Linked DNA regions of Homo sapiens: region 1 is linked to region 2. Evidence: chromatin loops called from intact Hi-C (ENCODE). Cell type or tissue: heart right ventricle. All regions are shown on one strand. Each heading gives the region's core, and the rest is flanking DNA. Links, peaks and the distances in the headings are about the cores only.

Region 1 (5,384 bases), core at 105-5,104, 86 kb after region 2:
ATGTAACTAACCTGCACAATGTGCACATGTACCCTAAAACTTAAAGTATAATAATAAAAAAAAAAGAATCACATTTCCAATCCTGGTGTCTCATAGAGGATCAAAAAACAGTGTATGAAAGACGCATGATGTGGGCATTTAGAGCATTGGCTTTGGTTTGGGAGGAAGCCAGGGCTTAACACCAGCTCTATTATTCACCTTGTGTGAGCTTGATTAAGTGTATTCAACACTTTGAGTCCTTATTGCTTTGTCGGTAAAATGGGGAAAATAGTAACACCCCTCTTACAGGTTTTTTGAGAAGTCATTGCTATTACTCTTACCACCATCACTGCCCCGGGAACTTGTCTTTGTAATAAGATTTTTGGTGGATCTGAAGCTGTGGGTTATTGTTTAACCTCCTTCGTGTACACAGGCTGCCTTCCTTCATGCATACATGCACGTGGCAAATACTTATCAAATGCTTAGTGAATGCTAAGCCTGTGTTACCATTTTGCCTACGTTATTTAATTCTCACTTTCTGTTTTCACCCCATTTTGCAGATGAGGAGAACAAGGCTGGGAGAAAGCAAAGGAGCCACTTGTTTAAGGTTATGCAGCTGAGAAATGAACAAGGTGGGGTTCGAGTCCAGAGTGCGCATTCCCCATCACCCCTTAACAAAAAGGCATGTTTCCCAGGAGACTACAGAGGAGAATCGGCAGGTGGTCACAATTGCAGGGCTGTCTCAGGCTGAGCAGAGAGTACGGTGGAGGGGCATGGGCCTGCTGTTGGCGGTGAGGGCCTTGGAAATGGCTTCCTGGAGGAGATGGCAATTATCCAGGTAGACAAGATGTGTGTGTGTGTGTGTGTGTGTGTGTGTGTGATCATGAAGAAGAAATAATGTGCAAAGCCCTGGTCATAAATAACTTTTCCTCTGCAAACTGTGGATGGCAGTTCACCATGTTTCTCACCACTGGCCTGGTCACTGCTTATCCAATATGCATGTAAGAATTACTTTTTCTCTTTTTTCCCTTCTATAAATTCTCATAGAACTTCCTTTAATGCATTAAAAAAGCAACTAGCATGTTCAACCCATGATATCATATATCCTATGTTTTAGGATGCAACTAAAGTGAATATATAGGTGAAGAGGGTGAATCAGTGCAGCCGGCAGCACAGGGAAAACCAGGAACTGTCAATATAGCAAAGGTGGGAAGCCCAGGGAGCTGAAGCTTCAGGAACCCTGGGACAGAGAGTGTCTCCCTGCATTCCAGCTTAGAAGTGCTGCTCTTCAAGACAGAGTGTCACCAGCTCCATTTGTCCATAAAGCCACATTGTTCGAAGGGAAGGCAATGTCCCTCTGCCACTGCTCACCATGAAAAGACAGTGCTGTGTCAGGAACTGTGGGGCCAGAGCTTTGTGCTCTGGGGGAAGGGTCATGAGGCAAAAGGTCACAAGAGTAGCCAGGAAAGTTCTAAATTAGCCTTGGGAACAAGCCAGGCCCAGAGCAGAGACCCAGAGTTCAGGAATGTTCCCTGGCCCTGCCCTTGAAGTCTCTGCTCATAGCCTCGGAGCCGTGGCTACCAGGGAGGGTGGCTAAAAATACCTTGGTCAGGGGCCTAGAGATTGCACTTAGGAGACTGCTTTCCAGAGGCAGCCCGGGGAGAGCCGACAGCAGTGTGGGCGCCAGGGCCCCCACCAGCTACAAAGGTCAGCCAGCCCCCAGCTGCCTTCAGGTGGGTGTTTCTGCCAGTTCTCCTTTAGTGTTCAGGCTCAAATGAAAGGCCACTTTCAGCAAGTTTTCCTGACATTGTCGGAGACTGGAGCCAAGGCCCTGTCTGTTTTACTTTCTGAAAGAGCCAGTCTGAGAGATGGATGGGTTGGCGACTGAACACCACAAACAACAGCAGTGGGCTTTAACCTGATGGTGGAGGCTCCGGCACAGGTGGGGAAGGCCAGTGGCTCAGAAGGCCTGACAAGGACAGGACCAAAGCTCCAACAGCTCAGAGCTGGACTCCTTCCCATCCCAGATCTGAGCTCTTTGGTTCTCCTTCACAGAGGTGATTATGGTTCATAGTATCTTCTAAATAGAAATGCATATCATTTAAAATTTTTAATACCAATGTGTAAACTGAACCACACTTTAATTTATTCACCTAACAATCCACCTAAGAGATCCTGCCCTGTCAACATAGGTATAGTTATTGCACTTTTTAGAGTTTTTATGTCATTGTTTGTACGACTGTGTTATAACTTAAGCAGTTTTCTGCTGAGAATATTCAGGCTATTTCTGGCTTTTTGCTACAACAAACAGTCCTGCTGAGAACATTCTAATTCACACTTTTTCTATGCATGCATGAACATATTGTTAGGATACAGTCCTAGCAGTGAAATTCCTAGAGGAATGGGAACATACGTTTACAATGTTAATACCTATTGACAAATTGTTTTCCAACATTCCCACCAGCAGTGTGTATTATCAGTTTTTAAATATTTACCAGCCTAAGTAAAATAACTTAAAAAGGGTCTGTAATTTTAGTCTTAACCTCCATAACTTTCATTATAAATGAAGCTGGAACATATGAAATTATGTTTATGAGCCACTTATTTTCCTGTGAACTGCCTGTTTTTGTCATTTACCCATTTTTTTTTTTCTGATAGGTTGGTGGTCCTTTTTATTTATTTGTAGGAATGCTTTGTATGTGGTATGGTTTGGCTGTGTGCCCTCATTCAAATCTCATCTCGAATTGTGATCCCACATGTTGAGGGAGGGAGGTGATTGGATCACGGGGGGCGGTTCCCCCATGCTGTTCTTATGATAATGAGTGAGTTCTCACGAGACCTGGTGGTTTTATTTGGGGCTCTTCCCCACTTTACTTTCTCTTCTCTCTCTCCTGCCACCTTGTGAAGAAGAGCATGTTTGCTTCCCCTTTCGCCATGATTGTAAGTTTCCCGAGGCCTCCCCAGCCCTACAGACTGTGAATCAATTAAACCTCTTTTGTTTATAAATTACCCAGTCTCAGGGAAGTTCTTGAAAGCAGTGTGAAAACAGGCTAATACAGTATATGAGGATATTAGCTCTGTTTGTTATCTATGTTACCTTTTTTTCAGTTTGTCCTTTGGTTTTTGATATCTTTTTCCATGCAAAAACTAAAAAAAAAAAAAAAAAAAAAAAAAAAAGATGAAGTCAAATGTATCACTCTTCTTTATGGCTTTAAGAGGACACTGATTTCTGAATGGTGAGAAAAGGAGGTGACAAGAAACTTCTGCACCTTCCTGCACCAAACCAGACTTGACCCTGGAACACAGCAATCTGACCTGGCTGCGTGTTTCATGTGTGGTGGGTTGATGGCCCATCTCTCATCCTGGTCACTGTCACCTCTGTTTCCTACCTGCTTAGCCTTTAAGCTGCGAAGTCATCCTGGACATGCATCACCTCCCCAAACTCTGTCTTGTCCCCATTGCCACCCTTCCCCCAGCCTCTGGACAAATCTCCCTGCTTCAGTGTCTCTCATCTGTTGGGTACAAACATCCCCAGAAGATCCCCCGCCACACATTCCCTGGATCAGAACCCATCAGTGGTTCCCTAGTGCCTGGGAATTTCCATTCAATGGCCTCCGAACCATGAGCCTGCCTTTTCTGCCTGAAGCCCAAAACCCCAGCTACAGATCTTTACCCCAGAGACCATCTTGGGCCTCCCTCCAGGCTTTTGCTTACTCTGTGCCCTCATCCTGGAGTCCTGTCCCCACCCCTATCTACAGAAACTCCACCAGCCCTCCTGGCTGCCCCGATGGTCCTCGCACAGGGAGACTTGTCTACCTCCCGAGGTCACGTGTGGGCTCTGGTCCTCTTGCCATCATGGCAGAGATTTTGCTGTATCTCCCCCTGGCTGCTGGTGCTCTGCTTACCTCCTCCAGAGTTGTTAACAAAGAGCTGAGGATGCTGAGCTGCCCAGGGACTTGGCTGCAGGTGGCATAGGGAGCAGCAAGGGCTGGCCAGCCCATGAGCTACACGCCCGAGTCAGCTGCCTCCTCTGGGTAATGAAGTGGAAACGTTGCTCTCCACCTGCCACCTCCAGGGGCTTTCTTGCTCTCTCAAGTGATTCTAACCACTGGTCATTCTTAGTTACCAACCACAGCTCCAACACTGGGCACCAGGGATGCTGAAGGGAGCAAAAACAATGAGCCTCCCAAGAGGTGAGATGGAAATTAATCTAATAACTACACAGAAAAAAATGCAATCATAACTACATTCAGTGCCACACAAAAGGTTTGTGAATCAGGAGAGTGTATCTCCAGGGGTCTGACGTAGTCTGGGGGTTGGGGAAGCCCCACAAATGCCCGAGCTGCCTGTGAGTATGAACAGCGAACTGGAGGGGGCAGTGTCCCAGTGGAGGGACAGCAGGAGGGAGCCTGGTGCACCCGTGACTCACACGGCTGGGGAGAGGGCTGAGGAAGCTCCAGCATTCCTGCTTCCCCTGATCTTGCCCTTCAGAGGGTTTGAGGCTGAACCAGTCCCTCTTTGAGGGAAGAAAGGGAAGATGTGTCCCCTGCCTGACAATTGACAAACAGAGCACATTCCTTTCTTGGTTCCAATGTCATTTGCTTGAGAACAAATGGACCAAGGAGAGGTGGCAGAGCAGGGATCCTCCAGCAGTGAGTTGTGCTGGCCCTGGCTGGTGTTTCAGGATAGGGTCCTGGTGAAAGGTGACAGAGGTACAGCCATTGAACCACAGGCTCCTCTCCCGATGGTGATCCTCAAAAGGGAGGCTGCTCCCAGGTGGGGTGCCAGCTGCAAGGGAGCCTGAGAGCATAGGCGAACACTGGAAACAGAACATCTGGGGATTCTTCTGTGCCTTGACTTTCTGTATTCTTAATATCTCGATGGCAGAGAAATCTGAGATCAAGGCTAAATATTTGCCTCTGCTTCGGATTTTGATTCCACTAGAAAGACAGTTGAAATAATGTACATTTCAGCTTCCGATGAAATAGCCAGCAATGGAGGATCTGTGTTTGTTTGCGAAGTTTACTCACCCAATAAATCATTCCTTTGCAGAGATGCCATTAACTAACAATTCAAGGTTGGTAACCTCCAATCAACAGTGATTAAAGAACTTTCGCTGAATGGCAGAGAGAGAACACGTTTTTCTGAACGCTAGCAGCAGTCGGCTTGCACCATCCATCTTTTCTTTGATAAACTGCTCTGGACTAATAATTCCAGATGGAAAGATTTTAAATCAAGTACGGAGGTTGGCAGGATCAGGGAAAACTCTGAATAATTGTAAAGACTATTTTATTGCAGACTCTTTTCAGATGGGAGACAGTCACCTAGGTTCTCAAGAGTGGATGGTGTTTCCAGGAGGGGTATTTCCTCCTCACCTCTTATTCATACTCTGTGGGCACTCCACG
Region 2 (5,375 bases), core at 1-5,000:
GCCGAGGCAGGCGGATCACCTGAGGTCGGGAGTTCAAGACCAGCCTGACCAACATGGAGAAACCCTGTCTCCACTAAAAATACAAAATTAGCCGGGTGTGGTGGTGCATGCCTGTAATCCCAGCTACTCGGAAGTTTGAGACGAGAATCTCTTGAACCCGGGAGGCGGAGGTTGTGGTGAGCCAAGATCGTGCCATTGCACTCCAGCCTGGGCAACAAGAGGGAAACTCCGTTTCAAAAAAAAAAGAAAAAGAAAGAAATTGAGAAGTAACGCCTCATAATATTTGTTCCCAGCTTTTTAAATTGAAGCTGGTTGCATAATCTGGGGAATAGTCATAATTTCATGTGTTATACAGTTTAAAAAGCCTGCAAAAGTGACTTTGCTTGTTTACTTTCTGCCTCAGATTGACTATTTTAACCAATATTGTCACGACTAGATCATAGCTCCTAGTGAATAACATGAGGTGTTTTAAAGTTAGGTCTATTACAGAATTAACATAAGCACAATTTTAATTTTATGATATCTGATATGCCTATCTAATACATCTTAATGCATTAAATGCTGCAGATAAGAATCTTGCTATTTTTCAAGTAGACAACATTAGAAAGTTGAATCATGAACTCATTCAATTCATCAAGTCAAAAGCACTGAGTGTTTTGCTAGTCTAGTGACATGGGTTATTGTATTTCCGAGAAGTGCCTCTCATTTCTGGGGAGTTGTTTACATATACCCTGCATTTAAACCAATTAAAACAATCCAAGTTTCTTTAAAAAAAAAAAGAAAAAGAAAAAGAAAAAGAAAAATATTTTAGGCTTAGAATTATCTAATGGAAAAAATGTAAAAAAGTACAAAAATGAACTAAAAGTATATCAGTATTTGCAGTATTTGCTGTGATTACTTAGGTTTAGACTTTCTCAACTTCTTAGATGACTAAATGGGCTGAAGACTTGTAACTAACTTGAATAGGATAGACTTCATACCCTGTGACAAAAAGGATGGGGAAGAGAATATCATTGGTCTTGCCATATACCTCCTAGCTAAAAGGAAAATGGTTTGTAGTTGTTCTTGGGCCTACTGTGTTGCTTTTCAGAAGGACATAAGACTTTCTACTTTATCTGATATGGATATCGTCTACTTCCTCATTCCTTTATGCTCACTTATGGAGTAGTTACATAGAAATATAACTCTTGGTGGTACTGTATTTTAAGGTAATTCAGAAGCAGTATGTATTATTTATGTACATGTACAGGACACCATTCAAAATGGCTTGAAAATATTCAGCATGTTTGTTATTTGCTGTTATATTGTATGTTTAGTTTTGTATGTGATAAACAGAATTGATGTAAGTTTTTGTGGACTTGAATTTCTCCTTCCTTGAGATCAATTAAACAGCAGAAAAATATTGTCTGGATTTTTCTGGTATTGTTTTGTTTTGCTTTTCATGCAGTTCTCTTCTGAAGCTTGCCTTTATTTTCTCCCTGGTTATTTAAAGGAATTGCCCAGGATGAAATGCTGTTACAACTCCTGTCTTAACACTAAGCGACATGGGTGGCCAAAGCACAGGTTAACATTACCGGATATATCAGAGAAGCATTGCAGTACATTTCTTGAGTCGCTCTTCCACTTACTACTCCATGTTGAGGATTAATTAGGGTAGCAGGATGCAAATTCAGTAAGCATAAATTAAGGTAACCTGTGATGTAATGAACTTGCACCTTTATGTACATATCCGGAAACGAGTACCATCTCTTTCAAGGAAGTGGCCTGGTTAGGAGATAGCAGTTTTGAGCAGCTCCAGCTGCAAACATTCTCAAAAGCCCTTTGCTCTTCTTTCTAACTTCACTCTGACAATAGGGTGCATTCTTTTGAGTCTACCAAATTGTGGCAGTAATGTTCAGTGGCTTAAAAAGTAAGTTTTTGGATATGTTTTGAAAATTAACCACGCTGGAGGTTTAAAATCTTTTTTTTTTTTTTTTTTGTACAGGAAATGTATTATTTTGGGCTGTTGCTGTTTTATTATCCACAAGGTGGCGACCAAACCCTTTCAGATAGCAGTGAATTTGGCCTGTGAGTACCTTCTAGTCAAATAAAAAGGTTTTTACTGGAATCAAAAAGAAATGGAGAGAAAAAGACTTTTTGACTTCAGGCCCAAAGCATGTTCTTTATTTAACTTCACTCTGCCATCAGAGAATACAGTGGTTTATCATATGCAGTTAGGTGCTGTGGAGGATTCTCTTTGATTCATTGAACAGTCTCACATCATAAAACACTGTATCCAGCATAGAATCGTCCTCAATGAAGTAACATAAATCATCAATTTATAAAAATCTTCACAGAGATCCCTGTTTCATAAAATGCAATTTGAATATTTTTGTCTTCAGCAATTTAATGTATAAGGAATTACTGTAATAATACTGGAAAATATATATGGAATTAAAAATGGAATAGTCATAAATAATTGCCCTAGCTTAAATGAGATTTTAGAGCAAACAAATAACACATATTTAACTTTAGATTACATTAAGCGAGGACAATTTCATGTGAGCTCCTCCCTAGACCTACTGAGTCAAAGTCTGCATTTTAACAAAATCCTTGGCACATTAAAGTTTGAGAAATCTGCTTTCCTGGTACTTAAGTCTGCAAGTTTGAGTGACTACCTTTATGGTGGGTGAGTAGCTGGTAGGCCCTCTCCCCCTCAAGCAAGCCATTTGCTTATCTAGCCCTATTTTCTCCGTAGTTTAAAGGCACTGGGCTGGCTGCTTACCTAACAGGTTGCCTAAATGAATGATTCACGGCCTCTGATAAAATCTGCTCCACAAGTGAATGCTAAGGAGTTGAAGTTTATTTATTTATTTTTTTCAATAGCTTTTAGGGTACAAGCGGTTTTTTGTTACATGGATAAATTATATAGAGATGAATTCTGAGATGTTAGTGCACCTGTCACCCGAGTAGTGTACATTGTACGTCATGTGCAGTTTTTTATCGCCAGCCTCCCTCCCAACTTTCCCCTACTGAGTCTCTAAAGTCCATATGTCACTCTGTATGCCCTTGCATATTCATAGCTTAGCTCCCACTTCTAAGTGAAAACATAAAGATTTGGGTTTACCACTCCTATGTTACTTCAGTTAGAATAATGAGGTCAGGAGTTCGAGACAAGCCTGGCCAACAAGGCGAAACCCTGTCTCTACCAAAAGTGCAAAAATTAGCCAGGCATGGTAGCATGCGCCTGTAATCCCAGCTACCCAGGAGGCTGAGGCAGGAGAATCCTGGAACCCGGGATGCAGAGGCTGCAGTGAGCTGAGATCGTGCCACTGCACTCCAGCCTGGGTGACAGAGCAAGACTCTGTCTCAAATAATAATAATAATAATAATAATGACCTCCAGCTCCATCCAAGGTTTTGCAAAAGACATTGTTTAGCTCCCTTTAATGGCTGAGTAGTATTCCACAGTATACTATATATATGTGCGTGTGTGAGTGTGTGTACATATATATCACATTTTCTTTATCCACTCAGTTGATGGGCACTTAGGTTGGTTCCACATCTTTACAATTGCGAATTGTGCTGCTATAAATATACGTGTGCAAGTGTCTTTTTCATATAATGACTTCTTTTTCCTTTGGGTATGTGTTAGTCTGTTCTCATGCTGCTATAAAGAAATACCCAAGCCTGGGTAATTTATAAAGAAAAGAGGTTTAACTGACTCACAGTTCCACATGACTGAGGAGGCCTCAGGAACCTTACAATCATGGCGGAGGGCACCGCTTCACAGGGCGGCAGGAGGGAGAATGAGAGCTGAGTGAAGGGGGAAGCCCCTTATAAAACCATCAGATCTCAGGAGAACTCACTCACTATCAGGAGAACAGCATGCGAACCACCCCCATGATCTAATCACCTCCCAAGAGGTCCCTCCCATGACATGTGGGGATTATGGGGACTATAATTCAAGATGAGATTTGGCTGGGGGCACAGCCAAACTGTACCAGGGCAGATACCCAATAGTGGGATTGCTGGATCAAATGGTAGATCTACTTTTAGCTCCTTAAGGAATCTCCATATGTTTTCCATAGAGGTTGTACTGATTTACATTCCCATCCGCAGTGTACAAGCATTCTTTTTTCCCCACATCCATGTCAATATCTATTGTTTCTTGAGTTTTTAATAATGGTCAGTTTTACAGAATTAAGGTGGTATCTCACTGTGGTTTTAGTTTGCATTTCCCTGATGATTGGTGATGTTCAGCACTTTTTTCACGTTTTTCTTGGCCATTTGTGTATCTTCTTTTGAGAACTGTCTACTCATGTCCTTTGCCTACTTCTTAATGAGATTACTTAGTTTTTTCTTGCTGATTTGTTTGTGTTACTTGTAGATTCTACATACTATTCCTTTTGTCAGATGTGTAGTTTGCAAATATTTCCTCCCATTCTGGGGTTGTCTGTTTACTCTGCTGATTATTTCTTTTGCTGTGCAGAAGCTTTTTAGTTCAATTAGGTTCCATTTATTTATTTTTATTTTTGTTGCATTTGCTTTTTGGGTCTTAGTCATGAATTCTTTGCCTAAGCCAGCGTCTAGAAGAATTTTTCCAATGTTGTCTTCTAGAATTTTTATTGTTTCAGGAAACTGGCAAGCCACATGTAAAGGAACGAAACTGGATCCCTATCTGTCACCTTATACAAAAACCAACTCAGGATGGATCAAAGACTTAAAATATAAGCGTTCGGGCTTCTTAGATCACCTAACCACCTCATCTGATTTTCCTTACATTCAGACTCCTAGATTTTCAAACTCCAGGTGTGGAACACTCACTCGACTTCCCTTGTCTCTTTCCTTTCACTCACTTGGTCATTTTGTCCAGGATTAGAAGAGTGTTCACCATCTGTCAGCAAGCTTTTCCTCTAAACCCATCTCTTGAGATACTCTGCCTAAATAAAGCAAGGAGAAAGAAAAGGAAGTCTTTGCTTTTCTCGCGTGGTGTTTTCAGTTTTCTAAATGCTGGAATGAAATGCTTTTTATTTGTAGAATTTATATAATATTGAAATAGCTTAACAAGTTTAATTGAAGATGTTCTGATTTTTTAAAGTATATATGTTCACCTTAACAGAACAGTTTTTGATGCAGGAAGATAAAAACAGCTGTTTAAATCTTCCCCTTTACTTTCCTTTCCTTCATTTTCTCCTTTCCTAAAGAAGCATAAACAATTTATGTCAGGGGTGTCCATTCTTTTGGCTTCCCTGGGCCATACTGGAAGAATAATTGTCTTGGGCCACACATAAAGTACACTAACACTAACAATAGCTGTTAAGCTAAAACAAAAAATGCAAAAAAAATTATAATGTTTTAAGAAATTTTATGAATTTATGTTGGGCCGCTTTCAAA

The links. A loop is a pair of places that touch in the nucleus more often than their neighbours do. Peaks named below come from ENCODE experiments on the same cell type or tissue, not always from the same donor. Only the 100,000 strongest peaks of a DNase experiment are listed, where the experiment ranks them.
Region 1: a loop joins it to region 2, with 2.9 times the contacts of the local background. A loop is called at or near these places in 10 of 110 quality-filtered maps.

Annotation. Positions count from the first base shown.
Region 1 is chr20:60,032,947-60,038,330 of GRCh38, forward strand. It overlaps a transcript of CDH26 not described here. Among named protein-coding and RNA genes, the nearest start is that of LINC02910, 20 kb to the right of the region's middle. RefSeq lists enhancers at 3,564-4,065, 4,066-4,565. In heart right ventricle, for the core only: a CTCF peak has its summit at 2,878 (motif pointing left); a DNase peak (open chromatin) is centred at 1,445; H3K4me3 peaks cover 1,476 bases; H3K27ac peaks cover 2,992 bases.
Region 2 is chr20:59,947,270-59,952,644 of GRCh38, forward strand. It overlaps FAM217B (family with sequence similarity 217 member B), which reads left to right. Exons shown (of 4, transcript NM_022106.3): 4 at 1-1,411. Among named protein-coding and RNA genes, the nearest start is that of CDH26, 8.5 kb to the right of the region's middle. In heart right ventricle, for the core only: a CTCF peak has its summit at 2,020 (motif pointing right); no DNase peak of the experiment used is centred there; H3K27ac peaks cover 675 bases.